2 separate regions of the Homo sapiens genome follow, and region 1 is linked to region 2. Evidence: chromatin contacts called from ENCODE POLR2A ChIA-PET data. All regions are on one chromosome and are shown on one strand. The core of a region is the stretch at or near the end of the contact, and the rest is flanking DNA. Distances in the headings are between cores, read along the strand shown.

The links. ChIA-PET counts read pairs that join two places held with the same protein, here RNA polymerase II (POLR2A).
Region 1: POLR2A ChIA-PET joins it to region 2 with 17 read pairs in OCI-LY7. The contact joins two enhancer-like sites. POLR2A ChIA-PET finds 5 or more read pairs at or near these places in 2 of 52 experiments (B cell and OCI-LY7).

What each region holds. Positions count from the first base shown.
Region 1 is chr2:60,315,008-60,317,707 of GRCh38, forward strand. No RefSeq gene overlaps it. Among named protein-coding and RNA genes, the nearest start is that of MIR4432, 71 kb to the right of the region's middle. RefSeq lists an enhancer at 1,150-1,199. Within about 2 kb of position 1,369, at least 4 of the 41 ENCODE cell types and tissues checked have a DNase peak (open chromatin) inside an H3K27ac peak, as active enhancers do; they include B cell and OCI-LY7, where a contact is called at or near this core.
Region 2 is chr2:47,696,114-47,698,813 of GRCh38, forward strand. It overlaps a transcript of MSH2 not described here. Among named protein-coding and RNA genes, the nearest start is that of MSH6, 86 kb to the right of the region's middle. RefSeq lists enhancers at 52-596, 597-1,140, 2,230-2,700. Within about 2 kb of position 1,263, at least 2 of the 41 ENCODE cell types and tissues checked have a DNase peak (open chromatin) inside an H3K27ac peak, as active enhancers do; they include B cell and OCI-LY7, where a contact is called at or near this core.

The sequences.
Region 1 (2,700 bases), core at 119-2,618, about 13 Mb after region 2:
CAGCTTGCCACTGACTCTCTGCAAATCATCCTGTGATCTCATGTAGAAAGGACATGATACACAAATAAATTTTAGTATCCTATGCTTGGGGGTTATAACTGAAAATAGCTTGGTAGTCAGGAAAAAAATGATGTGTGCATAGCACAAATATATATTTCTATGTGTGTATACATATATATGATGCTACATATATATGATGCACATGTCAATCATCTTAAATCCAATATGACAATTTGCAAAATAAAACACAACTTCTCCTCAAACGTCCAGGATCTTTAAGTTGAAACAAGTGCTTCATGGATGATAAAGCTATTTAAAACCTGAATTATCCTTCATCTATCTGTAGACAACAACATCCTGTTTAGTACCCAACCTCAATAATCATCACTTATGATATTATTACCAGGGCTGCCGCTTATGGAAGGTAACTACATGCCAGCACTCTGCCAAGCAGTGCAAGCATCTGAACTCTTCATTCTCACAAAAACCCCATACGGTAAATATGCCTTATCCCCATTTCATAGATGAGGAAACCAAGGCTTAAAGAGGTCGGTAACTTGCCGAAGTTCTCATAATCTGATAAGTGATAGAGCAAGGATTAGAACTCAAGCTCACCCCACTCTGAAGCCACCGTAAGTCATTGCTGCAGTTCTGAAAGGTTCCTTGGAGGGCTTCATGTTAAACCTGTGCAGGGGTCAGGAATCTGTGGTCTTCCCACCAGACTGTTCACCCAGAGACTAATCAGTCAGCCTTTCTTTGGTAAGTCAAACTTTGCTCCCCATCTTTTGTGAAGTATAAAGATGATTCATTGCTTACACGGAAATTGATCTAACCACTGTTTTATGAAAAATGCAGGAGTTCCATATCTTTAGAAGGACTTCTTGAAGAAATTTGAATTAGGGAACAAAGTAGTTAAATTTTTCTGTCTTTTCTGGTCTTTTTAGCTACTGATTAATGCACAGTCGTGGATGTTGGAAAGACTTAAGGAAATCAATAATAATATTAACCCTTATGAAAAGGTTTGCTATGAGATGGGATTGTAGCTCAAGGTCTTTAATGGTAAATAGTCAAAAGTTAGAGTTCATGGGTGCCAGCTCCGTTGGCAGGTGTGAACCTTCTTGCTACTATGACCTTCAACATTTCCTTAGGACCTGACACTCTCTTGGTCCAAAAGAGATAGTGATCCCTTCCTGTAACAATACCTAGACCCAGAAGAGAGAAAAAACAGTAGGGTTGGCTTCTACAGCCAGGCAACAATATTGAAAGTGAATGGTGCCCTCCCCCAACACCCTCCCAGCCAGGCAGATCATCCACCCCCCAGCTTTGTCCTCTTAAGAAGAATGCCCCTTGTCTCTCAGGCCACAGTTGGTCATGAGGATTAACCCCTCCCACCCTTTCACCCCCTCCCCAGCATGGCCCCCCTTTCCAACTGTCCTTTGGGCAGACATGACTGACAAGAGTACCACAGGCGATGATGTCACAAAGAGAGGAGGCAGTGTGCCCTGTTAGACCATCTTTCACTCCAGTGGACTCGCCTTCACAGACAAATTGATTTGCAAAGGTTCAGGCTGCCAGCCCAGCCTGCTTTGCATACAGAATGCTCCCTGGTGACACAATAAAAAGTGGCCAGGCTAACAGAGGAGCGCAGCGGGGTCTGGCCGGTTCAAAGTCCAAACTCCACACCCCCTCACCTCAGTCTGGTTTGAAAGGTCACTGTGTGTCTGGGAAAATAGTCACAGGATACAATCCTTTATTAAAGGTCACTATTTTTCACCAGCACTTAACACACACTTACACACAAATTGAGACTGGAGATGGAAAAAAAAAACTGGGGGCTGCATCGCATTGTATATTGTGCTTGCAAGATTTATGTCTTGTGGTCACCAGCAATAAACACACACTGCTTCGGTATTAAAGTTCACATTAATCCACTGATTCCCCCTCCCCTTGAAACCAGCCTCTTCTTTGCCAGGCAAACCTGGGCAAATGGAGACTTTTGTTCATCTCTTTTGTTCCTTTCCCATCTTTCCCTTCCCTTGTTGCAAGTTGTTTTTGTATTGCTTTGTTTTTTTAATTATTTTTGGTGTTGGTGTTGTTGACATGCTGCCAGGAACTTTACTCCTAGTTCCCTCTCTTGCCCAGTGAATGATGTGTACCCAGCATTTGGGTCCAAGGCCATGTGCTGTCACCATGCCCGAGATGCAGTGTCCATGGATCTGTATGAGTCTCAGACCTTGAAAAGCAAAAGTCAAGTTCTTTTATGAGCTGCTGGTGAAAATCCAGGGGAGCACCTTGGTTAAGCCAGTAACTATAAAGCCACCAACGAGAGTACCAGTCCTGCCTATCCATTATGGCATATATTTTATTTTAGTAAATGCTTCCAATACACCCAAAAATAGCAATTGTATTTTCCTCCAGTAACAGACAGTTCACATTGGGTTACCAAAGAACGTTAACAATAACAATCCCTGCATTCATAACAAAAGAGATTATCAAAGATGTCAGCCCGAGCTGTTAGATTAATTTAGGCAAGAATTGCAAAAGAAAATATTTAGGGGAAATTCTATGAATTTCAAATAGCCAGTAAAATGTATGATGTTGAGGATTCCACTCTGCTCCATAGCACATCTTTGCAAAGCTTTTGCCAGTGATAGATTTCTGAGCTATCAAAAGCACATTAATTTTTTCTGATTAAAACAG
Region 2 (2,700 bases), core at 13-2,512:
ACCCTCTGAAGGTTTGCTGAAAAATCAACTAACAATAGCAGATTTATTGGCGAAAAGGAATACAAATTTATTAGCGTGCATATGGGAGAGAACCACAGAGTGATTATCCCTACCATGCAATGGGGTTCTGAAGCTTGTATGTCATCTTGAGGTTCCAGAAAGAATGGGGGCTTTGGTTGTGGCAAAACAGGTTCTGGGAGGGGGAGGAGGCCTGACTAGCAAAGGTGGTCTTGTTATGCAGATGAAACCTCACAGGTAGCAGTCCTCAGAATAGATGATAAATGTTTCTTTTGAAACCACCTTTGCAAAAATTCTAACAGTGAGAAGATTATGACAGTGAAAGAGATCTGACCTAACCAACCCCATCTTGCCTCTAACCTTCAAACTGCCCTTAATCATTCCTGGACTTAGACCAACCTAACTTTGGGAGACATTTAGTTTATAGTTTAAATGATAATAACCCTTACCCAAAACTAAATCACCTTTGTAAAGCTAATGAGAGACTACCAGGTTAGGAGGATGTGAGCAGGCTGAATTCTAAGGTGTAAACATAAACAATTACCAGCCATTATGCTGGAGGTCATAAGATTTGCAACTCTCCCAGTTACTCCTGCAGATAACATCACTATTACTTTTAATCGCAAAAACTGCAATTATTTTGCACCAACCTAATAGAACCTAAGATTGGTCTTTTGTTGTTGTTTTGTTTTTGTTTTTGAGACAGAGTTTCGCTCATGTTGCCCAGGCTGGAGTGCAATGGTGCGATCTCGGCTCACCACAACCTCCGCCTTCCAGGTTCAAGTCATTTTCCTGCCTCAGCCTCCCAAGTAGCTGGGATTACAGGCATGTGCCACCATGCCCGGCTAATTTTGTATTTTTAGTAGGCTAATACTAATTTTAGTATTTTGGTCAGGCTGGTCTCGAATTCCTGACCTCAGGTGATCCTCCCACCTTGGCCTCCCAAAGTGCTGGGATTACAGGTATGGGCCACTGCGCACAGCCAAGATTGGTCTTTTGAGATATCTTTTCAGGTTTTTGCATTTCTGACTAACGATGAACCAATGGCTCCACTGAGACCTGCTGATCTCTGCCACCTGGTCATGTGGCCCCACCCAGAAATAGGCTCCCTGGCCTGCCAAACTATCCTTAAAAACCCTAACCTCTGAATTTTTCAGGGAGATTGATTTGAGTAATAATTCAGTCTTCCACGTGGCGTGGCCAGCCTTGTATCTATTAAACTCTTTCTTTATTGCAATGCTGTGGTCTCAGTGAATTGGTTTTGCCTGTGCAGTGGGCAGGACGAACCCATCAGGTGGTTACACTTTCAGACTTTTAAAGGTGTCAGACTGAAACTGTTGTACTTGAGCGAGTTAGAGAAAACGCCACACTTGTAGACGAATTAAGAGTCTGTTTATTTAGCCAGCGGCCAAGAGACGGCTAACGCTCAAAGTTCTTTAGACCCCAAAGAAGGAGCTAAATTTTCTTTTATACTTTGGTTTAGAAGGGGAGGGGGGGGTCTAGTTAAAACAATTTTACAGAAGTAAAGTAGGCAAAAAAGTTAAAAGGATAAATGGTTACAGGAAAGTAAACAGTTCCAGGTGCAGGGGCTTTAAGACTATTACAAGGTGATAGACGCGGGGCTTTGGGCGTTATTAATCGGGCGTTATTAATGGGACGAATTCCTGGGAACTGCGGATATAGCTCACCACAGCATCTTATCAGTTCATTGCATTCTTGGATGTGCTGGGAGTCAGCTTGCACAGGTTAAGTCCTTGAGGAAGGGGCTGCCAGTGAAAGAGCCAAGATGGAGTCTGCCTGGCTCTCTTAGCTAAGGGAGAGTCAATTCAGGTGGAAACAAGGCTAGGTGATTAAAGGAAAGGGAGAGTCTAAAAACAGGGTTAGTAAAAACAAGGTTAGGCATTACAAAACTGCCTTTGCAAAAATCATAACTGAGGAAATTATGACAGTGAAAAAGGTCAGACCTCACTGATTCCACATTGCTTCTAGCCTCTAAGCTGTCTGTTCATTCCTGGGTGTAGGCTGAGCTAGTCTTGGGAAGGAATTTAGTTTATAGTTTAAACTCTGAACCAACAAAATTGACAATAGCACTTTCTGGAAAAAAACCCTTGCTTGCGTGGAGACCAGTCTGTCTTTGTAGGACTAACTTTCATGCACGTCCGTGTGAAGAGACCACTAAACAGGCTTTGTGTGAGCAATAATGCTTTTAATTACCTGGGTGCAGGCGGGCTGAGTCCGAAAAGACAGTCAGCGAAGGGAGATGGGGTGGGGCCGTTTTATAGGATTTGGGTAGGTAAAGGAAAAAGGGGGGTTGTTCTCTGGCGGGCTGGAGTGGGGGTCACAAGGTACTCAGTGGGGGGGCTTTTGAGCCAGGATGAGCCAGGAGAAGGAATTTCACAAGACAATGTCATCAGTTAAGGCAGGAGCAGGCCATTTTCACTTCTTTTGTGGTGGAATGTCATCAGTTAAGGCAGGAACCGGCCATCTGGATGTGTACGTGCAGGTCTCAGGGGATATGATGGCTTGGCTTGGGCTCAGAGGCCTGACATAATTAGCCACAAGATTAGAAATTATGATTTAGGAGCCATGCAGTCTCTGGCTGGAAGAGTCTCAACCTCCCCAAATTGCTTCTGGGAATAAGATCACTGTTGCAAAACCTAAGATCAGTGTTTGAGATATTTT